Linked DNA regions of Homo sapiens: region 1 is linked to region 2. A link is a loop called in an ENCODE intact Hi-C map of the cell type or tissue named here. Cell type or tissue: endothelial cell of umbilical vein. All regions are shown on one strand. Each heading gives the region's core, and the rest is flanking DNA. Links, peaks and the distances in the headings are about the cores only.

Evidence for each region. Hi-C counts contacts between places; a loop is a spot of excess contacts. Peaks named below come from ENCODE experiments on the same cell type or tissue, not always from the same donor. Only the 100,000 strongest peaks of a DNase experiment are listed, where the experiment ranks them.
Region 1: it touches region 2 in a loop (8-fold over the local background); 4 of 110 quality-filtered maps call a loop at or near these places.

The regions. Positions count from the first base shown.
Region 1 is chr1:246,237,156-246,252,637 of GRCh38, forward strand. The region is part of intron 5 of SMYD3 (SET and MYND domain containing 3); the gene reads right to left. Among named protein-coding and RNA genes, the nearest start is that of SMYD3-IT1, 78 kb to the right of the region's middle. In endothelial cell of umbilical vein, for the core only: no CTCF peak of the experiment used is centred there; no DNase peak of the experiment used is centred there; H3K27ac peaks cover 471 bases.
Region 2 is chr1:246,003,664-246,019,145 of GRCh38, forward strand. The region is part of intron 5 of SMYD3 (SET and MYND domain containing 3); the gene reads right to left. Among named protein-coding and RNA genes, the nearest start is that of SMYD3-AS1, 97 kb to the right of the region's middle. In endothelial cell of umbilical vein, for the core only: a CTCF peak has its summit at 8,761 (motif pointing right); a DNase peak (open chromatin) is centred at 8,868.

The sequences.
Region 1 (15,482 bases), core at 5,120-13,119, 230 kb after region 2:
TCATTTGGCAGACAGGTTCTCTGTGTGTGTTCCCTCATACTCCCCGATATAACTGGTCGCAGCTCCATTCCCATCTCAGTCTATCAAAAAAACTATGCCTGCTGCTCAAGGCTTTTCTCAACTGATACCTTCCCTTTATTAAGCCTTTCCTGACCATCGCCTCCAACCAAGATATGAGGAACACAGACTTTTTTCTCCTAAAGATATTTTTACTCACACTTCACATTAAATTTAACACATACTTATGGTTGTTGTTCTATTACTGTTATTACTAGAGGTAGCTTAGGAGGGCTGCTGGAAATTCAAGGGGGAAAGCTAAAACTTCCCAGGGCTTTGTAACATCTCTTCAGACTGGATTTTAGTCCTAATTCTGCCACCAGCTTCCTGGTTAATCTCAGTAAGTCACTCCCTCCCCGTTTCTGGGCTTTAAACAAACTCATTTTTCAAAATATCTTTATTATTGTAACTTTTGAATGACATTTTAAAAGTCCCTGTAAACCTCTAGTATGCACAGAACTTTAAAAAGCTGAAGTGAGAATAGCCTTCTAGACTTTTTGCCACATGAATATATACAAACATAAAAGCATTTTACACTGAATTAGACCATGCCATCCGTATCGTACTGTGACTTAGTTTACTGTATTCACTTAAAACTTGATTTCAGTACACAAAGAAATCTCCTGCAGTTGTTTTACCTGCTGCATTATTAGAAAAAAATATAATTTAACAATCCCCCATTGATTAAATTACCCTTTAAATGTTTAAGCTTTTCTTAAAACTAGGAAAGTAATACATGCATTTTTTTAAGTATTGAAAATTTTCCTTTCCCTAATACACTCTATCTTGGGTGATAAAATTTTCTAAAGAGTATCTTCTGTTTTTTCATTTTTCTCATAGATACCACTGGGGTTTCTTTCTCTTTTTTTAAGACAAGGTCTGGCTCTGTTGACCAGGATGAAGTGCAGTGGCACGATCTCGGCTCACTGCAGCCTCAACCTCCCGGGCTCAAGCAATCCTCACACCTCAGCCTCCTGAGTAGTTGTTTTTTGTTGATGTTCTTGAGATGGGTATCATTGTGTTACCCAGGCTGCACTCGAACTCCTGAGCTCAAGCAATCTGCCCGCCTGAGCTTCCGAAAGTGCTGTGATTACAGGAGTGTGCCACCACACCTGGCCAGGTTTCAACGATGCATTCCTATATTTACTTCTTGACTTTTGTTACAGCATTATTTTACACTGTCAGTGATTATTTTTAATTCATTAAATTCTATTCCATAAATAGATCCCAGTCCTCTGTGCTTTCTCAGTTGATTTTTGGAGACAGATAGTCAACAGGCAGCATTCACAATATTATAATTATATATCTATTACTCACTGTAGAACTAAGTATTGTGGAACAGCTCCACAGGGGAGGAAATGCAATCTTATGCCATTCAACTTCTCCTGTTTGAAACAAAATATCCCAAGAGTCAAGCAGATTTCATTTTCGTTTTTTTGCTTTTCTTTACTTTACCTGCAATTCTTTCTTACATCTCAGATTATCTTCTTTCTTGGATTCTTCTACCATTTCATTGCAGAAACTCCTTACATATATTATTTCATATAAGAAGCCTAGATAATTAGATAAAAAATAGCTTATATCCATGCATATTTGAGTATCTTTCTATCACTGCCTTCTTACTTAACAAATAGTTTTGGCTACATGAGATTTTTGGTTCAAAGTTATTTTCTTTGTTTGGTTTTTTTTTTTTTTTTTGAGGGAAATTACTTTTTACTTCAGTGCAATTTACTGGAGAGACGAACTGTGCAAGTAGAGATGCCTGATGAGCGTCACACAACGTTTTCGGTGGATAGTCACGACACTTGAGCCCACCACGAAAGCAACGGGAGGCAGCTGCAATATTCCAGCAGGACAGTGTGTACTACAGTGAGTTTTAAGCAGTTATGATTTTTTAAATTATACTTTAAGTTCTAAGGTACATGTGCACAACGTGCAGGTTTGTTACATATGTATACATGTGCCATGTTGGTGTGCTGCACCCATTAACTCATCATTTACATTAGGTATATGTCCTAATGCTATCCCTCCCCTCTACCCCCACCCCATGACAGGCCCTGGTGTGTGATGTTCCCCACCCTGTGTCCAAGTGTTCTCATTGTTCAATTCCCACCTATGAGTGAGAACATGTGGTGTTTGATTTTCTGTCCTTGCGGTAGTTTGCTAAGAATGATGGTTTCCAGCTTCATCCATGTCCCTACAAAGGACATGAACTCATCATTTTTTATGGCTGCATAGTATTCCATGGCGTATATGTGCCACATTTTCTTAATCCAGTCTATGGACACTTGGGTTGATTCCAAGTCTTTGCTATTGTGAATACTGCCGCAATAAACATACGTGTGCATGTGTCTTTATAGCAGCATGATTTATACTCCTTTGGGTATATACCCAGTAATGGGATGGCTGGGTCAAATAGTATTTCTAGTTCTAGATCCTTGAGGAATAGTCACACTGTCTTCCACAATGGTTGAACTAGTTTACAGTCCCACCAACAGTGTAAAAGTGTTCGTATTTCTCCACATCTTCTCCAGCACCTGTTGTTTCCTGACTTTTTAATGATCGCCATTCTAACTGGTGTGAGATGGTATCTCATTGTGGTTTTGATTTGCATTTCTCTGATGGCCAGTGATGATGAGCACTTTTTATGTGTCTGTTGGCTGCATAAATGTCTTCTTTTGAGAAGCGTCTGTTCATATCCTTTGCCAACTTTTTGATGAGGTTGTTTGATTTTTTTTTGTAAATTTGTTTAAGTTCTTTATAGTTTCTGGATATCAGCCCTTTGTCAGATGAGTAGATTGTAAAAATTTTCTCCCATTCTGTAGGTTGCCTGTTCACTCTGATAGTAGGTTCTTTTGCTATGCAGAAGCTCTTTAGTTTAATTCGAACCCATTTGTCTACTTTGGCTTTTGTTTCCATTGCTTTTGCTGTTTTAGTCATGAAGTCCTTGCCCCTCCCTAGGTCCTGAATGGTATTGCCTAGGTTTTCTTCTAGGGTTTTTGTGGTTTTAGGTCTAACATTTAAGTCTTTAATCCATCTTGAATTAATTTTTGTATAAGGTGTAAGGAAAGGATCCAGTTTTAGCTTTCTACATGTGGCTAGTCACTTTTGCCAGCAACATTTATTAAATAGGGAATCTTTCCCCCATTTCTTGTTTTTGTCAGGTGTGTCAAAGATCAGATGGTTGTAGATGTGTGGTATTCTTTCTGAGGGCTCTGTTCTGTTCCATTGATCTATATCTCTGTTTTGGTACCAGGACCATGCTGTTTTGGTTACTGTAGCCTTGTAGTATAGTTTGAAGTCAGGTAGCATGATGCCTCCAGCTTTGTTCTTTTGGCTTAGGATTGTCTTGGCAATAAGGGCTCTTTTTTGGTTCCATATGAACTTTAAAGTAGTTTTTTCCAATTCTGTGAAGAAAGTCATTGGTAGCTTGATGGCAATAGCATTGAATCTACAAATTACCTTGGGCTGTATGGCCATTTTCATGATATTGATTCTTCCTATCCATGAGCATGGAATGTTCTTCCACTTGTTTGTGTCCTCTTTTATTTCATTGAGCAGTGGTTTGTGGTTCGCCTTGAACAGGTCCTTCACATTCCTTGTAAGTTGGATTCCTAGGTATTTTATTCTCTTTGAAGCAATTTTGAATGGGAGATCACTCATGATTTGGCTCTCTGTTTGTCTGTTATTGGAGTATAAGAATGCTTGTGATTTTTGCACATCGATTTTGTATCCTGAGACTTTGCTGAAGTTGCTTATGAGCTTAAGGAGATTTTGGACTGAGACAATGGGGTTTTCTAAATATACACTCATGTCATCTGCTAACAGGGACAATTTGACTTCCTCTTTTCCTAACTGAATACCCTTTCTTTCTTTCTCCTGCCTGATTGCCCTGGCCAGAATTTCCAACACTATGTTGAACAGGAGTGGTGAGAGAGGGCATCCCTGTCTTGTGCCAGTTTTCAAAGGGAATGCTTCCAGTTTTTGCCCATTCAGTATGATACTGGCTGTGGGTTTGTCATAAACAGTTCTTATTATTTAGAGATACGTCACATCAATGCCTAGTTTATTGAGAATTTTTAGCATGAAGGGCTGATGAATTTTGTCGAAGGCCTTTTCTGCATCTATTGAGATAATCATATGGCTTTTGCCTTTGGTTCTGTTTATATGATGGATTATGTTTATTGATTTGCGTATGTTGAACCAGCCTTGCATCCCAGGGATGAAGCCAACTTGATCGTAGTGGATAAGCTTTTTGATGTGCTGCTGGATTCGGTTTGCCAGTATTTTATTGAGGATTTCTGCATCAATATTCATCATGGATATTGGTCTAAAATTATCTTTTTTTTGTTGTGTCTCTGCCAGGCTTTGGTATCAGGATGATGATGGCCTCATAAAATGAGTTAGGGAGGATTCCCTCTTTTTCTATTGATTGGAATAGTTTCAGAAGGAATGGTAACAGCTCCTCTTTGTACCTCTGGTAGAATTCAGCTGTGAATCCATCTGGTCCTGAACTTTTTTGGTTGGTAAGCTATTAATTATTGCCTCAATTTCAGAGCCTGTTATTGGTCTATTCAGAGATTCAACTTCTTCCTGGTTTAGTCTTGGGAGAGTGTATCTGTCGAGGAATTTATCCATTTTTTCTAGATTTTCTAGTTTATTTGCATAGAGGTGTTTATAGTATTCTCTGATGGTAGTTTGCATTTCTGTGGGGTCAGTGGTGATACCCCCTTTATCATTTTTTATTGCATCTATTTGATTCTTCTCTCTATTCTTCATTAGTCTTGCTAGCGGTCTATCAATTTTGTTGATCTTTCCAAAAAACCGGCTCCTGGATTCATTGATTTTTGAAGGGTTTTTTTTGTGTCTCTATTTCCTTCAGTTCTTCTCTGATCTTAGTTATTTCTTGCCTTCTGCTAGCTTTTGAATGTGTTTGCTCTTGCTTCTCTAGTTCTTTTAATTGTGATGTTAGGGTGTCAATTTTAGATCTTTCCTGCTTTCTCTTGTGGGCACTTAATGCTCTAAATTTCCCTCTACACACTGCTTTAAATGTGTCCCAGAGATTCTGGCATGTTGTGTCTTCGTTCTCATCAGTTTCAAAGAACATCTTTATTTCTGCCTTCATTTCGTTATGTACCCAGTAGTCATTCAGGAACAGGTTGTTCAGTTTCCATGTAGTTGAGCGGTTTTGAGTGAGTTTCTTAATCCTGAGTTCTAATTTGATTGCACTATGGTCTGAGAGACAGTTTGTTATAATTTATGTTCTTTTATATTTGCTGAGGAGTGCTTTACTGAGACCATCGATGCTAGGAAGAAACTGCATCAACTAATGAGCAAAATAACCAGCTAACATCATAATGACAGGATCAAATTCACACATAACAATATTAACCTTAAATGTAAATGGGCTAAATGCTCCAATTAAAAGACACAGACTGGCAAATTGGATAAAGAGTCAAGACCCATCAGTGTGCTGTATTTAGGAGACCTATCTCATGTACAGAGAGACATACATAGGCTCAAAATAAAGATATGGAGGAAGATCTACCAAGCAAATGGAAAACAAAAAAAAAGCAGGGGTTGCAATCCTAGTCTCTGATAAAACAGACTTTAAAGCAACAAAGATCAAAAGAGACAAAGAAGGCCATTACATAATGGTAAAGGGATCAGTTCAACAAGAAGAGCTAACTATCCTAAATATATATATGCACCCAATACAGAAGCACCCAGATTAATAAAGTAAGTCCTTAGAGACCTACAAAGAGACTTAGACTCCCACACAATAATAATGGGAGACATTAACGCCCCACTGTCAACATTAGACAGATCAATGAGACAGAAAGTTAACAAACATATCCAGGACTTGAACTCAGCTCTGCACCAAGTGGACCTAATAGACATCTACAGAACTCTGCACCCCAAATCAACAGAATATACATTCTTCTCAGCACCACATCGCACTTATTCAAAGTTATTTATCTTTCAGAACTTTGAAAGTACTGTTCCGTGATCTTCTAGAATTAAATGCTGCATATGAGAAATGTGATTTTAGTCCAGTTCCTGCATGTTTTGTCACTTATTTTTTCCCTCTAGGGGAATATGTTGGTATATATATATTTTCTATGGAGTTCTAAAATTTTACTAGGAATAATTGAGTTTTTGACTTTTTTAAATCATGTGATTCAACACATAGTGAGCCCTTTCTATCTGAAGAATTATAAGGCTTTTTTCAGCTTTGTGAATAATGTTTTTATCATTTCATTGACTATTTCCACCCCTCTATCTTAACTATCACCTGCCTCTGGAAATCCTATTAGAAAGACGTTGGTCTTCACAGATCTTAACCCCCAAGTTTCTAATTTCCCAAATTATCCATTAATCAGTTATACTGTACATTATATATATGAATATTCTGGGAGGTTTCCTGAACTTTCCTTTCAAAAATCAGTCTTTGGCTAAATCTATTCTATTTGTTGGCCCATATATCAAATGTTTTGTTATGAAATCATTCTAATTCTTGGAAAGAGTTTTAACTATTTCAAGATTATTTTGAATCTTACTTTGAAAGTTTGGTGTAGAAAGAATTCTTACTTGATGGACTAAGAACACAAGAGATTGAGAGTTAAGATTAGAAAGAAATAACATTCTACACGTTTTGTAAAAGGTGGGGATTTTTTCCTTATTTTTAAAAAATGAATAAAAGCCAACCAATCTTTGTTGGGCATGGTGGCAAATGTCTATAGTCCCAGCTACTTGGGAGACATATATGTGTATATACATATATATACACGTATATATGTACATATATGTGTATATATATATTTTAACATGGGACTCATATATATATATGAGTTAAAAAAACATTTTATTTCATTAATATCTCTTGTACATGGGAAACTGTCACAAAGCAGTTTCTTCTCTTTTTACTATACTCTAAACATAGACTATATATAAAAGAGGTTAGCTATAGTTCCTGAGTCAGCTACTCATCACTCATTTCCCACACCTAAAAGAGGCCAAGGACACTTAAATGTAAATTCATTGTACTTTTCACCTTTTTGAGTGACCCCATTTTATAGGTATCTTGGGGCTAGCTATTTGCACATCAGACTTTTCCATTCTGAAATGCTGACTCAATTCACTAGAGAGAAGGATTCTACTTGTGAGTGTGGAAAAAAAAAATCCTGACTTTCTAGATCATTTTCCCTATTCACTTTGGATAATACCACTTTATAAATAGGATTTGATGCATGCAAAGCAGCAATCTGAAAGGACCGGCAGTATATACTATAAGCACTTATTATAGTATTTGTAAATGCCTTATTAATGGCAAAATAGCTTTGAAACCATCCATGATATGTACCACAGCTAACTCAATTTGACAGTGAAAGATGCTATGTCAGTCTGTTATGGCAGATATAAAACATGTACCATATGAGTAGATCCTTGGCATATGTTATAAAAATTACTTTTGCTTTATATTTTCTAGTTGTGTAAAAAGGGACAAGAAGCACTCCTAACACTGTTTTCATTGGACTCTTCCACACTGCCTTCTGTTGCCTACTATAAACAGTTAAATATATCTTCTTTTACTATCTGGCTACAGCAGTTTTCTGTATATAAAAATTTTTCCACTCTACTATGAATTGGGTTTATATGGACTCCATCTAAACATTATTCATGAACTATTCTGAATACATACCAAATGATACCCCAGTGATCTTCAAAACGCTGAAGTTTCAATTTTCTTTAATTCTGCTATCAGGCCAGGCAAAGCATTCATCTCAGTGAGGCAGCCTGCCTCTTAGGCATCATTAATGTTTTAGATTTTCATAAATTCCACTACGGCTAAATAGACCAAGAACCTGAACTCCATAGAGTTCCTAAAAGAATTCAGCAGCTACTGCCTTTTTTTTTTTTTTTTTTTTTAGTTTTATTTCCAAGATGAAGTTTAAAAATAAGAATAAAAACTGGCAACAGGCCAGACATGGTGGCTGAGGCGAGCGGATCACTTGAGCCCAGGAGTTGCAGACCAGCCTGGACAACATGGCAAGACCCTGTCTCTAGTAAAAACACAAACATTAGCTAAGTGTGGTGGCACATGCCTGTAATCCCAGCTATTCAGGAGGCTGAGGCACGAGAATCTCTTGAACCTGGGAAGCAGAGGCTGCAGTCAGCCAAGATCGTGCCACTGTACTCTAGCCTGGGTGACAGAACGAGACTCTGTCTCCAAAAACAAACAAACAAAAAACAGAAATACTGGGAATAAAAGTATTTTTGAAACATGTAGATCCTCTTTTATTAAGAAAGAGGCAGACATCTCACACTTAGGAAAATCTCAACCCTTAAAGAGAGAAATGAAATAGAAATTTTACAAATCAAAACAAAAGTAAAAAAAAATCAAAAATAACAGATTTTTATCTAAGAAATTAAAATTTCAGATTTAACGTGGAAAATATCTGAAAAATGTTGTGATTATGAATAAGCCTTATGACATTTCTGCATCACTTCCTGACTTATAGACCTATTTCTCTAAATTGATATTCATTCTACACCAATGAACCACTAAAGGCCTTGTTCATCAAGATTCCAGAGGTGATTTCTATTCATATTTTGCTATGAATACACCAAACTGTATGAAAAGTTAGTTTTTTTCCATTTCTGTAAATATAAGTTTAATAAAATACAACCACAGATAACACACCAGGCCAATGTCTCAGTCAATTACCAACTTAGCCATGTTTTCCTATCCAAAAAATTCATTTGTTTTTGGTGACAGTGGTGATGAAATCATTTATTTACTTATTTTTCATTTGGTTTTCATGAAATACTTGTTCCAGTTTGTTCCATGTAGGTTTTGAGAAAGATTACAGTATTTTGTTGTTCTAATAAACTGAGACATTCAGTTCTATCAGACAACGATCTTACTTTTATTCTAGCTGCCAGAAAAGTCACAGCTAAAGTTGACATTCAATTATGGTGGCTTTCTTTAGTTAAAAAAATTAATAAAACGTTCTTCTCTTCCCCTTTACTACCTAACTTTTGCCTTTGTTCTTACGGTATGATCCTTGATCTTACTGTATCTGTAGTTTTATTTTAAGTAAGAAGTGAGGACTCTGGACATTGCTCTAGTTGTTCAAATGAGATTCTATGTGGATTGTAAAAATATATTTTTCTACTGGAAAGTAAGTCTATTTGAGTAGCTAGGGCTCCTGTTGTAATAGAAAGGGTACCAATCCCAAGTAATATGATTTCTAAAATGAAGTCATTATCATAAGTGGAGTATATTATTTCAAGTGAGTAAAACTTTTGAAGAGTGAATTGTTCATATTCTGGGTTATGTATGCATTTGTTACGGTCAAGGAAGCTTGAAGCTTCAAATTCATAAATAAATTACATCAAATGCAATAAGAATACCACCTACTGGACACTTTATAATATGCATTAATAGTATATTTATGACTTTATTTAATTTCTAAAATGGCCCTATGAAGTTATTTTTAGAATTTTCATTTTACCTATGTGGAAACTGAGCCACATAGAAGATGCCCAAATAACAGTATTTCTGCAGAAATCAAAACCCAATTTGCCTGACTCTAACATTTACACTATATATATTTTATACATATATACTATATATATATGTAACACATATATTACACTGTTTAATATAATTACAGTCTCACATAGGGATGAATTCGATTATTCAGATAATTAAAATGTTTTTTAAAAGAAAATAATATTCAGCATATTTCTTCGTTAGTTATATGTTAAAATACGAAGATACACATCAAACTACTAAATCAACTAAGACTAAATGCTCTTTTGTATATAACTCCCTTATTAGACCTGAATGTTACAGAATTGTAAACTTAATTTGGCAGCTGATCTGAATCCAGGTCGCTACTCTGTAGTCAGCTGTGTTGTATGACTCTGCACTGAGACCCAGAGGAACCACAATGAAAAATTAGCTGCTCAGTATAACGAATTGCCAGATGCTGGACTCAAGTAGGTAATGACATTTGAAAGCATGTGTGCAAGTACAGAAGAAAATTCTGAGGTCCCAGATCTCAAATTTTATGTGTTATAAGCAAAATGCTAAAATCTCAAGTTCCATTTTTAAAAATTAATTAAATAATTATTTATAACGTGTGTCTAGGCAACCACACATTCAACAGACTACCAGGACAGATTTTGCCTCTAGCACTGTGGTTTAAGAAAGAGAAGGATAACTCTCTCTCTCTCTCTCTCTCTATATATATATATATATATATTTTTTAACATGGGACTCATATATATATATATACACACGAGTTAAAAACATTTTATTTCATTAATATCTCTTGTGCGTGGGAAACTGTCACAAAGCAGTTTCTTCTCTTTTTTCCGCACTCTGAACATAGACTATATATAAGAGAGGCTAGCTGCGGCTCCTGAGTCAGCTACTCATCACTCATTTCCCACACCTAAAAGAGGCCTTTTTGTTTGGCAAAATGCTTCCCAAAGTAAATAGAAACGACAGTTAACACTTTTTATTTTCTAGCTAAGAGTCACCTATTGCCTTCAAAAAAATAAATTCTTCTAGTAGATTACAGAATTTGCTTTGAAAAATTTTGGTAGACTTTTATCCTTAAAAAATCCAGGTAGCAAGAGAACCTGGATAAGTACTGCCTGGATTAGCGAGCGGTTATGAGCAAACGCTATCTGAGAAGTAAGTTTTCATGAGTGATGAGAACATACCCTTTCCTGCTTCGCTGTCCCTCACCATCAAAATCCCTCTCACCACCTTGCTGAAACCAACCGTTGCAGAGATTCATTCTATTGATGTAAGGTTGGGTCTCAACTGAAATAGTTAACAGGCAGAGAGCATATCTCTTTTGAAACTGTATTTGGAGTAAAAGGTTCGGATACTGAGCCACTGATAAGGTGTTTGGAGGAAATTGTTTCATAAAACTGAAAAGCAACCGTAAGAAAATAAGGTTGGAGCCAATATGACAAGAACTGATGATGTAACGATTCTGCCCAGAATGTTCTGACCATGTCATCAAATCATGCCCTCTAAGCAATACAAGACACACAAGAGAAGTCTTCACAAAACACACGCTGGGCTCTCACACACTCATTTTCGGATTTTGAAGGGATTTCACAAGATTTCAAATCTGCCCAGATCATCTCAAAATTGTTCATTTCTAAACTTGAAATGTCTCCCAACAGAGACTTTTTGGAAAGTAATTTGGGCAGGTCGTTTGTTCCCATTATCAATTACCGGTCAGTATGTAAGTAGCTCTCTTCCCATGTCAAAGCTGCCCCTGGCCTTCCTCTTGCTCATGCTCTAATTGTGTTATTAGTCAGGCTCCAAAGTCTGAGTGTAGCTCCATCTACCACACCCTCTGGGCCAGTTATGCAAAAGCTCTCTGACTTTCCTTTTTTTTTTTTTTTTTTTTTTTGAGATGGAGTCTCGCTCTGTCGCCCAGGCTGGAGTGCAGTGGTGCAATCTTGGCTCACTGCAAGCTCTGTCTCCCGGGTTCACGCCATTGTCCTGCCTCAGCCTCCCGAGTAGCTGGGACCACAGGCGCCCGCCACCATGCCCGGCTAATTTTTTTTTTTTTTTTTTTTTGTATTTTTACTAGAGATGGGGTTTCATCGTGTTAGCCAGGATGGTCTCAATCTCCTGACCTCGTGACCCGCGCGCCTCAGCCTCCCAAAGTGCTGGGATTACAGGCATGAGCCACCGTGCCCAGCCGCTCTCTGACTTCTTTTACCTAATTCACAGTATTTCTCTGAGGGTCAAATAAGATCAAGAACAAGATGCGAAAACTACAAAGTGCATTTTAAAATAGGTGATTACTGGGATTTTTTTTTAGTATTTGATTTTTTTATAGTATGATCATTGCTTTTTGTTTCTTCATTTGTTTTTGAGACACAGTCTCACTCTGTCACCCAGGCTGGAGCAAAGTGGTGCGATCTCTGGCTCATTGCCTCCCAGGTTTAAGTGATTCTCCCGCCTCAGCCTTCCAAGTAGCTGGGAGTACAGGCGCCTGCCACCACACCTGGCTAATTTTTGTATTTTTAGTAGAGACAGGGTTTCACCATGTTGGCCAGGCTGGTCTTGAACTCCTGACCTTAAGTGATCCGCCCACCTCAGCCTCCCAAAGTGCTGGGATTACAGGCATGAGCCACCGTACCTGGCCTGATTATTGATACTCCACACAAAACACAGAAAATACAACACAAATATGGAAACTATTAAACAATTATTTCAGGTTTTAATTCACAAAAATGCACCCAGTATGGATCCTAGTTTTTTGTTTTTTTTGTATTTTTTTTTGTAATTTCCTAAATGTACTGGGATAAAATATTTCTGAAAAAATAAGCTCTATAAAAATTTTCAATTAAGGTTATATTTGATCATCATAGTAGTACAGCCCAACAAAACAGTTTTACCTAAAGTAACATGAAAAATATAATTTCTGTTTCACCCTTAAAAAATGTGTGTTTGTATTTATGTACTTCCAAAACTTTTTCTTATCAACTAATAAGATCAGGTCACGTTAAGTCTATTGATCTCACCTTTCACTGTAATATCTGCTTTGGCAACTGTTCCTTAGATACAATGTTCTCCAAACTCAAAAGTTATTTCCCCACTGGATAGGTGATTTTGTACTGTTTATATTAAACTTTATCTCTTTTCTTCTAAGAGCAGCTCCCCCAGGTAGTCAAGTCTGTTCCATGTTAGCTTACTTTCAAATTAAGTCACCTTCTGGCATGACACAATTATAGAGCACATTAATAACTGCAGGCACCTGCAGAATAAATTCAAACGCATTCCTTTCCCTCCCCCTCTCTTGATATATACCTGCAAAACTGTCTAAAAATTCTATAAAATCTAAAACTCAAAAATGGTCTTCTCTATATTCCTGTGTTCCTCCTTACTGATACTAGGTTCTAATACTCTGTCTTCTAAAACCTGGCAACACTATCTAATCTATTCTCACCCTGTGATGACTGTGACTGCTGAAACCTCATTTTCATAGTCCAACATTCAAATCTTCAATTGTTGCTTGACAAACTCAGTTATCATGGAATAGCTACCTGAAGAAAACAGCTGAATTCAGTACACTATTTTCAGTGACTGCAAAACTATAATACACAATACAGATATTTTTCACATAAACTAGGTGTAAAAATACAATGTTCACACTTCATATGAGAATATTTTATTTCTAGAAATAAATCTTCACCAGTCCAAACACGTAAGTTTACAGAAAGTCAGTAAGAAATCATTATATTTATATAGCACCTTGACCACTACAAAAGCTGCTCACTGATAATATCAGAAATAATCAATAGGCTTATAACACTGCCAAAATGGTAGCAGAGTATCGTGTGTCTATTGAGTCTGAAATTAAATTGCAATTTAAGGTCCATCTCTTAAAGCTATATTCATGTATTTAGAACTCTATCAAACAAAACAAGAAAAAAATTACTTTGACGTACATCTTTTAAAGATGAATATGAAACTTTGGACAATAAATACTACTCTCCCGAATCAACTTTTAAAGTGCAACCATCTTTTAATGATAGTTAACTGCTTTAAGAAAGCAATAAACTAAAATGTAAACCTGAAAGCCCACTATCTTAAGCTCTTTTAAAAATTAAATACACCAGCAACATTTTGAGACTCAAAATTAATTTACTTCACTCAATCCTATGCATAAGTTTGGCAATTTGTTTCAGATGCTATTTTTTCTGTAATTTTTGTGGGTACATAGTAGGTGTATATATTTATGGGCTATATAAGATGTTTTGATACAGGCATGTAATGTGAAACAAGCACATCAACAAGAATGGGGTATCCATCCCCTAAAACATTTGTCCTTTGGGCTACATGTCATTTCCTAATGTAAAGAAAATGGACAGACAGAACCAACATTGATTTGACTGGGTGAAAAAGTCCATTTGAGTTGGGAGCAGGGGTTGTGTTCCTGGATTTGGGTTGTTAGGACAGTATAAAAAGGCTTCACAGGGGAACATTCTTTTCTGATAAAGGAAAGCAGCTGGGTTGGCTTCAAATAGCAGTGACTTTACTTGGAATATTCACAGGTAAGCTGCAAATATAAAACACCTTCCACAGAGTGTTATTTTGTAATCGGGGCTTATCTCAAGTGCAAGAACCTCCAGCCTACAGCTTTAGTAGGTGCCTCAGACACTGTGCCCGGCTTTAGTAGGTGCCTCGGACACTGTGCCCGGCTTTAGTAGGTGCCTCGGACACTGTGCCCGGCTTTAGTAGGTGCCGCGGACACTGCGCCCGGCTTTAGTAGGTGCCGCGGACACTGTGCCCGGCTTTAGTAGGTGCCGCGGACACTGTGCCCGGCTTTAGTAGGTGCCGCGGACACTGTGCCCGGCTTTAGTAGGTGCCGCGGACACTGTGCCCGGCTTTAGTAGGTGCCTCGGACACTGTGCCCGGCTTTAGTAGGTGCCGCGGACACTGTGCCCGGCTTTAGTAGGTGCCTCGGACACTGTGCCCGGCTTTAGTAGGTGCCGCGGACACTGTGCCCGGCTTTAGTAGGTGCCGCGGACACTGTGCCCGGCTTTAGTAGGTGCCGCGGACACTGTGCCCGGCTTTAGTAGGTGCCTCGGACACTGTGCCCGGCTTTAGTACGTGCCTCGGACACTGTGCCCGGCTTTAGTAGGTGCCTCGGACACTGTGCCCGGCTTTAGTAGGTGCCTCGGACACTGTGCCCGGCTTTAGTAGGTGCCGCGGACACTGTGCCCGGCTTTAGTAGGTGCCTCGGACACTGTGCCCGGCTTTAGTAGGTGCCTCGGACACTGTGCCCGGCTTTAGTAGGTGCCGCGGACACTGTGCCCGGCTTTAGTAGGTGCCTCGGACACTGTGCCCGGCTTTAGTAGGTGCCTCGGACACTGTGCCCGGCTTTAGTAGGTGCCGCGGACACTGTGCCCGGCTTTAGTAGGTGCCTCGGACACTGTGCCCGGCTTTAGTAGGTGCCGCGGACACTGCGCCCGGCTTTAGTAGGTGCCTCGGACACTGTGCCCGGCTTTAGTAGGTGCCTCAAACACTGTGCCCACGTACTCTGAATGGCGTATACACAATGATAATAAAAGATAACACAGTGTTTGCTAAGTGCCAGGTACAACTACAGGTACCGTACCAGATAGAAACTGTTATTATAACCATTTGACAGATAAAAACACTAAAGCACACGGAGATGAGTGAATTTGCCCAAGGTCACATAGACAGTAAGCAGTATGAAGAAACATATGTATAACTGCACTGACTCTAAAATATTATAAATTTATTCTGTTAAAGGTTTCTGTTTAAAAAAAAATCCATGTATTTATTAAAAGTAGCTTTTTTCTCAGATTCACTTATAGCAAGACTTTATTACATATTAACTTATCACTGG
Region 2 (15,482 bases), core at 4,603-12,602:
ATTATTCCAATGATCTGAATTTTGAGCATCTCTTTAAATTACATACAGATCAATGTCATGAAGCATTAAATTTATTATAATATGTAATATAAATATCTCACACATCTAGTCATTAAACACTAATATTTACTTTGTTGCCTTTCTTTCTCCACAGTTTTCCCATGTGATTCTCTTAAGAACAAAATATAATACAGTCGTGTAAATCTAAGTGATTTATTACACAAGTGATTATCCTAGAGATACTGGGACCCACGACTTGGGGCTCCACCAATGTTCCTCTGTTATATAAGCTCAGGTATGAGTTCTGGGAAGCCACAGGGCATGGGAGCAAAACCACATGCTTTGGCTCAGACCTCGATTGGAATTCGGGCACCGCCACTTACTAAGGGGCCTTCTCAAGCCTGTCTCCTATCTGTAAAATGGGAATGAGCCTACCGACTTCATAGGATTGCTGTGAGGATTAAATGGAAATCGGTACGCAAAATGGCCAGCACAGTGCTAACATCTAGAAGGTGCTGCCCAGCCCCAAAGAGATCTACCAGAGAAATAATAATTCTCATTTTTAGTCAAGCTACAAAATAAGACTCCTCATTTCTGATTTGTTTTATAAAAATGCAAAAAAGAGAGAGAAGAAAAGCCTTCCAAGATTCTGATACCGCTCACCCCAGTTTTCACTTGAAAGTCAACCAATGAATGAGCACCAGGGTGAAGATGGAATTCTGCCAGCCACAGTACCTGCAAGAGTCCACAACACACTTGACTTTCATTCATGTGTACTACAATCCTGTGGGTTAAAGGGCCATAAAAGTTGTCCTGGTTTTTCTTATACTTCAAAGGAAGCAATTTAATGGCCATGAATGACAGCCTCCCGATTACACTGTAACTATGAAACACGACTGTTCTGGAATGATTTCCAGGCTGGCTCCCTCACCAAAGGAACTTCAAGGTAAGAATTTAAACAAAATAACCTTTCCAGGCTTTCATCCAGCTTCCTCATGCAAGAGGCTCTATCCTTGGGAGCCCAGGGAATGTATGTGCACACAAAGGGTTACGTAGGGTTGAGGCCAGACAGAGGGTGGTCTGGAGAGTTGTGTTGAGGCAGGGCAACCCAGAAAATGGACAGCACTGTTCCCTGGGGAGGCCTATATGCTACAGACACTATAAGAAATAAAAGAATAAGGGATAATAATTTTTTTTTTGAGACAGCGTCTCACTCTGTCACCCAGGTTGGAGAGCAGTGGTGCAATCATGACTCGCTGCAGCCTCAACCTCCTTGGACTCAGCTGATCCTCCCACCTCGGCCTCCCGAGTAGCTGGGACTACAGGCGTGCACCACCATGCCTGGCTAATTTTTTTGTATTTTTTTCTAGAGATGGAGTTTCTCCATGTTGCCCATGCTGGTCTCAAACTCCTGCGCTCAGGCCATCTGCCCATCTTGGCCTCCCAAAGTGCTGGTATTATATGCATGAGCCACTGGGACTGGCCTAATTTTAACATTTTAAGGGGGAAACATTACATGAAGAATGTTGGTTACAAAGAAAAACCTCAAAAATGTGGGCTCTGCCTATCTTACTGCCATTGCTTAATTAGCCAGATAGAGCAAGCCAAAAATATTCCCATTGCCCTATGACTCAGCAGACAAGTATAAATGTTTCTCACAGTAGCAAAGCAAACGCTTACAGCTGGAAGACCATCACATATGGTGGAGCCAACGCTGTACTTGGAACTGGATTTGATTTTCAATCCTGGTTTCTCAATTAACTAGCTCTCTGACCTTGGGCAACTTCCCTGAACATTGGTTTGCTCATCTAAAATGCGGATAGTCACCTGTCTCTATAAAGGGCTACCCATTAAATTAGAGGATGTGAGGATAAGCAAATCAAAACTCCCTTGGTATGTCCTATGCCTCCTCTCAGCTGGAATACAGCAGGGCCTAGGAAACAGGTCCAGTTTTCTGCAGAGAGTCATATGGGCATAGTTTAAGCATGTAAAGGGGCACGCTTACAGTGATGTTATAAAAGCAAAACACAAGTACCTGCTTACTGCAGAATCCTCTCACAAACAGAGAATCCTATGAAAACTGCAAAAGGGATAAAGAAAGAAAAAGTGGGGGAAGCCAGGTCCTTCAAACCTCCAGTCAGCAGTCACTCTCAATCATTACCAGACGTCGTCACTGAATTTAGGGCCCCTGTCAGAACCAGCACACATATGGAGCCGTGGTTACAGGCCAGAACACACACCTCTTGACATTTAAAGATGTTCATCTTCAATTGGCCTCCATATGAGATGTGGAGTTTGAGAACCTAATTGTTCCCAAGCTCTGTGAATGGGTTTTATATACTCCGAAGACAGCTAGATATTGAAAGGGGAGAAAAGGCGGGATCTTGACATTTGGGAAGCAATTCTACTACACTGTTTTAGGATTGGTTTTAAAAATTAAAGACGGTGATTTGATGTTTGTGTTGAAAGCACAACCACGTCCTGACTGCTAAAAGAAATCTAACCTATATGTCATGGTCCCCCAAAGCCCCAAAGTGGATTTTAAAGTTGTTAAAGTAAAAATCTACTTTGTAGGAAGAGCCCGCCTTGCTATTCTACCTTAAAACTGATGAGCGAGTTGGAGGGACTGGGATGTTGGAGGGGCTGGGGTGCTGGAGGGGCGGCGGGGGGCGGGACAGGGGAGACACGGGTGGTGAGGAACAGTCCAGGGATATCCAGGCTGGACCCACGTAGGTTCCTCTTCCTACCAAAGGGGAACTGGGACGTGCTCCCTGTTTCCCAGACGGAACTCCTGGGTGATAATGTGAGAAGCCCTTACTGCACATCTGTCTTTCCCCACATACTTACAAAGTTAGGGGGAAAGCTGGAAAGTGATATGCAGCCCCTGTATAATTCTGACTTATTCTCAGAAGATTTTTTAAAAAACTAAAAAATAAATGGAAATCAGCTGCAGCCTTCCTGATGTGTGAATAGAGACAATTTAAAAGACATCAAGTGCCAAATACTGACCTGTCTCGCCTAACAAAACTGCCCTGTCTTTCAGCCCACTGAGAACAGAGGGACACACACCACAGGGAGGTGAGCTGTCTCGGAAGGAGCCCTCCACGCAGACCCCACAGCTATATTAACTGTGCTTAACGTAATCATGAACACATAATCGCGGGGCTATTGAAGACTCCATAACAAACAAGATCAAGGAGCCTGGAGCCTCTAAAACATGAAAACCAATTAGCACTATGAAATCTAAGAGCAGACACAGCCAGAGCTCGAGAAAAGGCATGGGCAGGAGCTGGACTGCTCAATCCTGCTCACTCCTCCCTTCCTTCCTGTTACACGGTTCTGTTCTGAGGTGCTGCTGAGAGGGGCTTCCTCTCCTGGGCCAGAACTGAGGCTAAGGCCCGAAGCTGAGGACAGAAAGTGATCAACTCCCCACATTCTAAAGAGGCTGCTGGAGAAGCGGCCACGACTGGGGCCTGACATCCTTCTCTAGGGATTATCAGGCAGCACTCTGCTACCCATCCCACAGGACCGTAACTTATCCTTCCCAATCCGTAGAAAGCAAGACTCTGAAGCATGTGCGTTTGTCTTTGGCCTTGTGGGAGGTTTCTATTCAAGAGGAAAACTGATGCCATGAAGGATGGGATGAGGTGCTTTCTCTTCCCAGAAGGGAAAGATTTGGGTGCCTCGTGAAAGGGAGTCTGGAGTCAGCTCCCTGGTCAATGATCTACTTGCAGAGACAACTCTCTGATCTCACCTTAATAAATGAGATTCATTCACCTGGCACTTTGGGTTTCATGTAGGGGGAGAGATGGAAGAGTTAGGGGAATAAAAGGAGATGAAAGGACTAAAGAAAAGGCAGAAGGAGGCCGGGCATGGTGGCTCACATCTGTAATCCCAGTATTTCGGGAGGTCTATGTGGGTGGATCACTTGGGTCCAGGAGTTTGAGACCAGCCTGGGCAACACGGCGAAACCCCATTCTACCAAAAATAGAAAAAAAAAAAAATTTGCCAGGCATGGTGCCATATGCCTGTAGTCCCAACTACTCAGGAGGCTGAGGTGGGAGGATCACATGAGCCTGGGAGGTTGAGGCTGCAGTAAGCCGTGATCACACCACTGCACTCCAGCCTGGGAAACAGAGCCAGACCCTGACCAAAAAAAAAAAGGCAGTAGGGCATGACAAAAAATATACTGTGGGGCAATTTGTACTCAGACGTGGGAAACAGGATTAAATGCATTAGAAAAGAACTAAACTGAAATATTTAAAAATGACAGTAATCAGTTAACAATCCATTCCCCATGGATAAGAAGGCTGTGATTTTTACACCAAAGGAAAAGTGTTTAAGTCATAGTCCCTACCATAGGGGCTTCAACAAAGTGATGCCAAAGAAAGACTACTGTCCTACGAAGACAGCCATCTGGAGGAGGTCCTAATGGTATCACAAGCGATGTGACAAAAATGAAGTCCCTTCATTTCTCTCAGCCTTTCCTTACCTGTAAACAGGGCAAGAATGGAAGGCTGAAATAGCCAGAGGTTCCAAACCTCAATGGTAATGAAGAAACACAACCTGTGCATTGTATTCTGAAAGGCCTCGGAGAAACTGTGTCCTTATCCACAGACGCACAGAGCGGTGTTGGAGAAACATCAGTTACCACTTGCCTAGGATGTCTAAGGGCTCTTGACACATCCTGTAATGCGACGTAAATAAGAAATAAAGGTGGGCCTCACTGAAAGCAGAACTCCTCTCAGCCGAGGACTGGCTTAGCCTGAGTTTCTGGGAGGTGATCTGCCCTCTGGGCTTCCCCTCCCTCGGCCCATTAACATTTCTGTACTTAGAAGTCGGCTGGGATCCTGGAGGGCATAAGAGCTGTAAGAATGCCATGACTATTTTTAAAATTTTGAAAAATAAATACTAGAGGCTCTGGCAGCAACAGCGCTTGGGGAGTAGCCGTACCTCTGAAGTTTTCCTTTCCTTTCTCGAGCAACGCAGGGAGGGAGCTGTTTAATGAGGAGTCTCAACACCGGGGAACAAAGCAGTAGTGTTTGCACACAAAGCTTGGTGCTGGCAATTTTCTCGGTTTCGTTTTTTCATGCTGCCAAAGTCATTTGTTTTGAAAATAAGAGCCTCTCCTTTGCCCTCAGCATCCCTATTAAGACACTAAACCACAGGATTAATTCTGTTTAGGCCTGCAGAGTGAGGTAAATCCTCTGAGACACCTCAGCACCTTCCCCAGGTGAGACAGGAGAGTCCGGGGATGAAGAATTCGGCTCTGGAGTCACAGACTCAAGTTCAAGTGCCAGCCGTACCGCTTGCTAGCAGCGTGGCCTTGGGCAAGTCACTTGGCTTCGGTTTCCTCCTCTTAGCTGCAAAATATGAAAAACGGGCCTGCTATGAAACGACTGGCCCATAGTCAACACTCAGTAAATGATAACTATATAAAATAATGGTGGTAAAACCAGCAAAAATCGACAGGTGTGTATCGTTGGGCCATAATGTGAAACCACGCTCAAAGTACTTTAATATAGCATCCTTCAAGGCGCTCACAATGCTGCAGACTGTAGGAGCGAAGTCAGCAATACAGGTTGGAATTCATGTATTGGGGGCTATACTAACATATACAAAGTATACGTGATTTGTCTAGGTTGTTTTTGATGCAAAATAGCCTGAAGCTAGAGGACACCACCTACTCTTATCTACAGTGTCCCTTCTGTTTCTAGGAAGAGTCTACAATCCTAACTTTAATGCATTTTTGTCTAAACTAAGAGTCTTCACATTTTTTGAAGTCACAGAAATATTTGTGAATATATATTTTTAACTGGGACTTGATTACTTTGTAACATGTATGTGTGTATACACATACACACACGTACATAAAAGGGTAACAACGCAAAAGGCAATACTGGTTTGTGTATATATCATATAGTGGAAAGAATATTAGATTCAAGTTAGATCATCTACTTCCAACACTGCAGATGGCCAGAGCCGTAAGGCAAGTCTCTCCAATCAGGTCTTAGTATTCTCCTTATTTAAAAAAGGAGAAAGACATTAAAATACCTTCAAAATTATTGTTGTGACCCCAGGCAGAGTAACTAGAATGAAGTAGAAGAAGCTATTGGAATATGACGTTGTCTCATGTAAGATCTTTTTTTTTTTTTTTTTTTTTTGAGATGGAGTCTTGCTCTGTTGCCCAGGCTGAAGTGCAGTGGCGTGATCTCGGCTCACTGCAACCTCCGCTTCGTGTCGTGAGATCAAGCAATTCTCCTGCCTCAGCCTTCTGAGTAGCTAGGATCACAGGTGAGTGCTACCATGCCCAGCTAATAGGGAGGCTGAGGCAGGAGAATCGCTTGAACCCAGGGGGCAGAGGTCACAGTGAGCTGGGAATGCGCCACTGCACTCCAGCCTGTGCAACAGAGCAAGACTCCATCTCAAAAAACAAACAAACAAAACAAAAACAAAAAAACAACAAAAACCCCAATATTTTAAAACATAACAGTAGAAATTGTGTTTGTGAATGTCATAAGAAGTTTCTTTACTTCTTCTAGTTCTCTGTTGAGAAACAATACAGAATCGTATGCTCTGTCTATTGGGGCAACAATTCAATCACAGCAGGATAAAAATTGACTTTTAAAAAGTGACCCCCTGCTCTTGTTTTCTCCTCTCCTTCATCAGTTCACTACCAGACCTCACACCAGAGATGAAGCTTCTCCATGCAGAGAAAGACCTAAAACTCTAGCGTGATGTACTCATGGATAAGAATTGATCAACATGTATCCAGAGCCCAATGATGCCAGGAAGAAAGCCTAAACATAATTTAATAAACTCCCTCTCTGTTTTCTTCATTTCCTACTACTTTGGTTTACTTAAAAATGAGTGTTTGCAGGAGAAATCTGAGTGCATTTTTGGCAAGCAGCTGAGTTATCTTTGCTTATTCATTAAACGAACAGTGTGACGGAGAAAGTCCAAATAGGAAAGACAAGGAAAAATGGGGAAAAGTTGACTTCTCATCCCAAAATATTTCTTGGATTAAAAGGCAAACTCATCCAATCTTAAGGTTTAGAGGGCTAAAATAATTGTTCCATATGTAGCTGTTAGAAGGCATTAGATATTAACTATGGCATGGTGTCTATGGATATCTGCGTCATCTATTTAGATAGTATGTGCTGAATATCAAAAACATTAAGCTAAAGAAGGTTAAGGAAAGATGGTGTTTCCCCAAGGAAAGGTGTGCTTATCCTAGTTTGACAGTCTCCTAGGAAAACTTGGATACTTTCTTACATAGGAAGGACATATAACATGCTTCCAGAGTCACAGGGTTTGAAGACGGCTGAAGACGTCATCTTGTCCCCATATGCGGCCCAGGAAGAGCGAAGTCTAGCACCACATTGGGACTAGAAATCTACATTTTAAATCGTATTACAAATTTAGAGATCTAATGGTGTATTAGCAAGATAAGTTTCAAATACATCAACAAAATGATAGGCAGAAGGAACCTCAAAACTTTTGTGATCTGAATTCCCCATTTCATAGATGGGGAAATCAAGGCCCTAAGAGCTGAAGAAATTGCCAAAGGTTGAAAAACACTCCTCAAACACCACCTTCCTCCTCTCTGGGACTTCATATTATTTCATTTTCTTTTACTATTCTGCCTGAGCTTTGACTTTCTGGAATTTTAAATACCAATATAGGAATCATCAGCTGGTGTCAATCCTCAATAAGATGACTTAAAGTTTACTCATAATGGTTTAGCATGGTCAGAAAGTGAACATTATTCATAACGGTTTTTCATGGTCAGAAAGTGAACACTACAGGTTTGGCCTATGTGCCTGTAAAATTTAGAAAAAGGACATAAAAAGGAGGAGAATTTAAAAATCACCTAGACCACTGTCGATGCTGTGAGTGGGAATTCCTACTTACAAAGGCCCCAGTGCAAGCTCCCTCTTAGTTAGCTGCCTTCTGACCCAGCTATCTCAACAGAGTTCATTAACTCTGTTAAAACCACTAACTTATGCCATGGTAATTCACATAGGAGAATGGCATAACTAATTAATATGGGTGGAGGGGCACTGGCTCTAGCATTAAAGTGGATTGATAACTCACTGAAATCTGCATGATCACACACAAACTCCTTATCTTGCTAAGTTTACGCTTGCTCCACTACACAAACTGAACACCAGCTCTTAGTACCCTCAATAGCTACCCTTTCCTCACTGCAGAAGAACTAAGTTTTTCATCAGACACCCAAATGAAACTGATACTGGCCGTCAGTATCATTATCCACTGATACCAGCTACCAATTGCTTGCTGGTACTGGCTGTCAATATCATTGTCCACTGATACCAGCTACCAATTGCTTGCTGGTACTGGCTGTCAATATCATTATCCACTGATACTGGCTACCAACTGCTTGCTCGATGACTGAACATAAGCCAACGACACTAGCCCCAAGTACTTTCCTACCTTTTCATCCACCATTAGCATAAGGAAGAGAAATTCCTTTGTTGTCTTCTTGAGGGAAAAACTACACAAAATAGAAAGCCTTAGGCTCCATTACATAAAGCGTTGAAAACCACACACCATGACAATAAAGACCCAAGCATGTTTTCAATAAATTATTTTCCTCTTATTTCACACTGTGAAAACCCACATTTGATAGACTATTTTATAGCAAATGTACCGGTTATCAATAAATAAGTAGAGTTTCCACGTGAGGAGAGAGGAGAAATCTACTCCCAGCATTTGCCCCCTTCATGGGTGCAACAGAACTTGTAGCAATTCTCTGGTTTAAACAACAGGTGGCAGTGTCATTTCTACATTTTCCCTGGCAAGAAACCTTTGCAGTTTGTGATTTCACCTTCCAGGAGGCATTAACAGTTTTGTAACCGCCTCTATCGACAGCGTGTGCATATGTTCCTATGTAGTAAATGCAAATGCATGCAGGAAAACATTGAGATTTGTGTAAATGCAGTTTCACCAAGTGCTACTCTCCCCATACCCACGCCCCTCCCCACACAATAGTCTATGCACAGGCATCATTTCCCTTGAGGAAACAGCAAAGCAGGGAAAAGGCAGAAGGAAAATCGACTCCATCACATATGTTCTGATCCTCAATTATCATATACATGTCTGTCACCCACCCATTCCTGCCACACATACAAGAGAAAGGATACACTACAAGGTCCTGGGGCACACTTTGGGCAAATGACTGAGAAAGCGAAGTTCTGAGAAATCTTAATTCACATCAAGAAAAGCACTCTACTGTACTGACATTTCTGGTAGGCGCTGTTTTCACTCTTCTGCTACAAAAGAGCATGCTCCATATTTGAAAGGAATCAACAGAAACAGGTCTTACATTCCCACAAGGAAAACACAGAAGTCAGGACCATTCTCACATGTGCCGAGAAGACAAGACCACGTTTCCTAGGGTTTTTGTGTGAGCTTTAAATAGGAGAAAAGTGCCATGTCAAGAATTCCTCATTCAATATCTATAGCTCAGTTTTTTGTTCACATGCATTATTTTATTTTATTATTATTTTTGAGATGGAGTCTCACTCTTTCACACCAGCTAGAGTAAAGTACTGCGATCTTGGCTCACTGCAACCTCCACCTCCTGGGTTCAAGAGATTCTAGTGCCCCAGCCTCCCGAGTAGCTGGGATTACAGGCACGTGCCACCATGTCCAGCTAATTTTTGTATTTTTAGTAGGGATGGGGCTTCACCATGTTGTCCAGGCTGGTCTCGAACTCCCAACCTCAAGTGATCCACCTGCCTTGGCCTCCCAAAGTGCTGGGGCTACAGGCATGAGCCACTGCACCTGGCCACATAATTTTATAATGTAGCAGCAGGTACTCTGTGGTTTCTAGCCTATAATGTAACAGTTATTGGTTTGATATGTTACATTTATTTAATTTTGAATCTGTGGTGTTTTTTTAAAGCAATTTAACAATGAAAATCTCGTCAATGCAGCAGGGATGAGATCAAACTGACTGATGGGTAAATCACCAGCCTAAAGGGACACGCCAGGTATTAGACAGTCTGGCATGTGTAGCTGGAGAAGTACTCAAAAATGTATAAAAGTCAATGAGCACATATACGGAGAATTACACAGAAAATAATAAGCAGCACTAGAAAGAGATGATGTGTGTTTTTTGTACTGTCCCTGTCACATAGCATCAAACATCCACATTCCTGCTTTCTGAGATGAGAGGGTTGGACAAGTACCCTCAAGAAGCTTTCTGGTATACGGTACACAGTATCTTATTGTTTTATAAATAGAAAAAAGAGAATACAGAGGAAAAAATTAAAATACATCACCTAGAGTTCAGAGGCATTGGAGGAATTTGGCTTTCATCAGCAATTTTGCATTAAAAGCAAGTATCTGTCGGCCAGGCGTGGTGGCTCACGCCTGTAATCCCAACACTTTGAGAGGCCATGGTGGGCGGATCATGAGGTCGGGTGTTCGAGACCAGCCTGGCCAACATGGCGAAACCCCGTCTCTACTAAAAATACAAAAGTTAGCCGGGCATGGTGGTGCAGCCTGTAATCCCAACTACTCAGAAGGCTAAGGCAGGAGAATTGCTTGAGCCCAGGAGGTGGAGATTGCAGTGAGCCGAGATTGCGGCATTGCACTCCAGGCTGGGTGAAGAACAAGACTGTCTCAAACAAACAAACAAATAAAAAAGTGAGTATCTGTCCTAAGCAACACATTGTCAAGTGCGGCCTATATGATTTCCTGGTGGTCAGATAATGTTGCATTCATGCTTTCTGTAGGAAGTGGGGTTTCATGAAACAGCATGAACTATGAACTTTGAACGAAGAGTCACGGGCTTATCCCTGACTCTAGGACTTAGTAGCGTGGTTAATCACAGCCGCATTATTAATGTCTCCAGTTCTCCAAAATACGGTAAATGACACCATAACAGATCTTTTGTAAAGCTATGGTGGATATTTTTAAAGGATTATTTATTCATAGTAGGTGTCTGATAAGAGCTACTTTTAGACTTTTGGACTTGTAGATAACTTCTTTTAATTTCCTATTAAAATACCCAGGAAGGTACAGAATCCAGTGTTGGGGCTCATAAACCAATACCCTAAAATACAGCGCTTTGACATCCTGAACTGAAGAAGCCTCCAGGTCTCTCTGGCCTTCCACTTTACCCACTGTCTCTCAATCTTCTCTCTCTCCCAAGCAGACGATGAACTTGTTCATTGGAGTTCCCTTATCTGCCCAAACTCCCAGACCTGCCAAAGAAGAAAACAATCACCTCTGGCTCTTTCCCTGCGTCTTCAGTAACTGAACTCCTATCCCAGGAACAAAGACTGAAATCTGTCAACACACCTGAACAGACTCCTATCTGCTTTGCGGGCCCAACAGATGGTCCCAGGCCATGGTATGTTCTTCAAGCCCACTGAATTCCCTAAAAATCAGTTCCTACCCCGTTAAAATCATCCACACTTCCCCATCTCCCTTTCCCCTAAGAAGAAGGGTGTATACATCTGTCCCCCAGGGCGTGGTAGGTCATCACTGTGACTCTCCCTCATGCACATTAACAAACGTGTATGCTTTTTTATGCCTTTAGCAGCTGATTTTCAGCAAAACTTCAGAGGAAAAAGGGGACATTTTCCCTTGGCCACTCCACTAGCCACAGTCCTATAAGCTAAAGATAACAGAAGTTCCCCTATCCAACAATCTCAGGAAAGTTTCCTTTAAGTTCAGCATTAATCACTGAATGTTCTACCATCTAACAACTGTATGGCATTTTAAAAAATGTTTAACTGAGGTTAAATATATATAATGTAAAATTTAACATTTTAAGTATTCACTTCAGGGGCTACAAAGTACATTTATATTGTTGCACAACCATCACGACCATCCATCTCCAGAACTTTCTTCATCTTCTAAACCTGAAACTCTGTGCCCATTAACAATAACGCTCCATTCCCGACCCTCTCCCCTCAGATCCTGGTACCCGCCATTCCGTCTCTATGAATTTCAAACATGAGGTGCCTCACAGAGGTGAAATCATGCAATATTTGCCCTTTTGTAACTACCTTATTTCACTTAGCATGTCTTCAAGGTTCACCCATGTTATAGCATGTGTCAAAGTTTCCTTTCTAAGGCTGAATTCCATTTTATATGTGGCACACATTTTGTAGATCCATACATCTGTTGATAGACACGTGGGTTGCTCTCACCAAATGTGTACAAATATCTGTTCGAGTACCTGCTGGATTCCAATTTTGGGGGGTGTATACCTAGAAAGAGAACTGCTGGATCATATAATAATTTTATTTCTAATGTTCTAAGGAAGTAGAGAGCATTTTGAAATGTGAGATCGAGGCCTAAGCAGTCATTCTTGCTAACTGGAATGCTGGAGTGCTGAGCTGGTCATGGCTAGGCTGATCCCGTCAGTGGCGGACAGAAAAGCATTGACATGAGGTCTATAAAAAAATAAGTATCAGCCAGGCACTCTGGCTCACGCCTGTAGTCCCAGCTACTTGGGAGGCGGAGGTGGGAGGATTGCTTGAGCCCAGGAGTTCAAGGCCAGCCTGGGCCACACAGTGAAACCCCATCACTTAAAAAAAAAAAAAAAATAGAATAGTAAAAGGGAAAGGAAACATCATGCTAAAGAAACAGAACTGGCTGGGCGCGGTGGCTCATGCCTGTAATCCCAACATTTTGGGAGGCCGAGGCAGGTGGATCACCTGAGGTCAGGAGTTCAGGACCAGCTTGGTCAACGTGGTGAAACCCAGTCTCTACTAAAAATACAAAAATTAGCCAGGCGTGGTGGCATGTGCCTGTAATCCCAGCTACTCGGGAGGCTGAGGCAGGAGAATTGCTTGAACCCAGGAGGTGGAGGTTGCAGTGAGCCGAGATCATGCCACTGCTCTCCAGCCTGGGTGACAATAGCAAAATTCAGTCTCAAAAAAGAAGAAAAAAAAAGAAAAAGAAACAGAACAACAGCATTACCTGTGAAAAATCTTTCAACACAGCAAACACAAGAAATCTTGCTCTCAGTAGGACAAAGGCAGGCAGAAGCACTGTGGAAGAGGGGCCAGGAGGGGCTGAGATGAGGGCAGAATGAGGGAGCACAGCGAGCTAACTAAGGTCAAAGAAAAAGAAAACAAGGAAGCTGGAATTATGTTACCGAGAATAAAATAGACATTGGAAAGAAATAATGGAAAAACAGTTCAGCCAATGTGTGGCCATTCAGAAGCATCCTGCCTTGTCGGTCTAATGCTAAGAATGATGGGAGAAGGGGCTTCCAATCTTTTTCTATGATTTTTTTTTTGTACCTAGTTAAAAACCCACTGCATTTACAGTTATCAATGAAACTGTTCTGCTTAATACCATAATACAAGTGTCTTTCCAAAGTTTTTTGTTCCCTGAGGACAGAATAACAAATGTCAGAACATGAACATTTTTAGGGCTTCTGATACATACTGTTGCCAAAAGTATCAGCAAGGTATGAGGCCATCAGCACTGCCACCATTAATTTTTATTCTTTTTTTTTATTTTGAAAGAATCTTAAACTTAGAGAACAGTGCAAGAATAGAATAGTATAACTTATTTTTTCTTAGCTATTTGAAAGTTAGTTGCCAACACAATGGCCCATCACCTCCAAATTGTGTATTTCTTATGCACAATGACATTGTCCTACACCTATGAAAACCAGGAAGTTAACATTGATACATTACTACCATCCAATCCTAGGTTCACCAATCATTCCACCATGATCCTTTTCACAGCAAAAGGTTCCAGTTCAGAATCAAGGCTTCTGTTTGCTTGACTTTCATGAGCTTGACACTTTTGAAGACTAGAGGCCAGTTATTTTGTTGTATAATGCGTCTCAGTTTGGGGTTGCTTGATGTTTCTTCACGAATAGATTGAGGTTCTGCATCTTTGGCAGGAGCATCACAGTCATGATGCTGAGTTCTCATATCCTATCACGTGGTACATAACTTCAATCAGTCTTATTACTGATGTTATTAATTTTGATCACTAGGTTAAAGTGTTATCTGTCAGACTTCTCCACTGTGAAGTTTCTCATTTTCTCTTTGAATTCCTAAGAATTTGGGAGTGGGGAGAGTTACTCTGAGAGAATGCATATATGACATTCCTCAGCAAACTTAGGACTTTAAGCACTGAACTCACAAATTCCTATTTTATTCAGTGAGTTATAACCTATTACTACCGTTATTTTGATGCTGAAATTGCCACAGATTTGGCTAGCAGGAGCCTCTTCAAGCTGACTCCTATGTCCTTCTGCTATATCCTCATCTTTGGACATTTCCTTACTTTATGAAACAAGAAGACATCCCAGGCTCATCTTCTACTTCTCTGTCCCAGCCCTGGAATCAGCCATTCTTCCAAAGAGCACCTTTAAGTAGCGAACAGTATTTAGAAGCCAAAGTCCCAGACTAGGTGTGCACTAGGTGTTACAGTTCCCAGGTCCTCTCAGTGGACACAGCCGGGAAATATACGTATGTGGAACACACAGACACAAAGATCTGCATCTATGTTTATTTCTACACAGCTCTTTCTCTCTGTGGAATACCAAGAGTTCACACCAGTCTCTCTAATGAACAGAGTTTTATTCCAGTTCCTTCCCTTTCCAAAACAACCAGCCGTGTCTCTGTTGCCCTCTCCTGCCCGGCTGCCAGGTTTCCACGTGAATGCTCTCACTCCCCTGAGTTCAGACACTCAGCTTTGAGCCAAAGTGGCTTCCCTCTCTCCCAGGACCCCACGCTCCACAGTCAAGGCACTCAACTTGCTCTGCCTCATCTCATGACTTTTGAACTGAGCTTTAGAGAAACAGTAAGAACAAGACATTATCAATTTCATAGATGAGTCTGAATATTTTAAATGTTTGCCATCATATTTCTGTAAAAATTGTGCTTCACGTGCTTTGTCTATTTACCTATACACACCTCATTGATTTTAAACTTTTTTTCTTTGTTTACAGATGGGGTCTTGCTCTGTCATTTAGGCTGGAGTACAGTGGCAAAAATCACAGCTCACTGCAGCTTCAAATTCCGGGGCTCATGCAATCTTCCTGCCACAGCCTCCCAAGTAGCTAGGACCACAGGTGTGCACCACCATGCTGGCTTTTTTTTTTTTTTCCTGTAGAGATGGATTTTGCTATTTTTCCCAGACTGGTCTCAAACTCCTGTGCTCAAGCAATCCTCCTGCCTTGGCCTCCCAAAGCACTGAGATTACAGGCATGAGCCACCATGCCCAGCAGATTTCTTCTTGATTAGTTTACGCTGTATGTGTGTTAAAGGTATCAATGCTTTGGCTTAAATGTTGCAGATAATTTCTTGATATCTTATTTGGTTCTTGACTTATTTTTTTTAATAGAAAATTGTATTTTGTTGATTTAGAAAGCCTGAACCCCTTGCTACTTTTCTATTTCCTCTGAGCCCCATTTTTCTCTGAGCTTTTTGCATTTCTGAACTTCTCCATTACTCTCCACTCCAGTGATT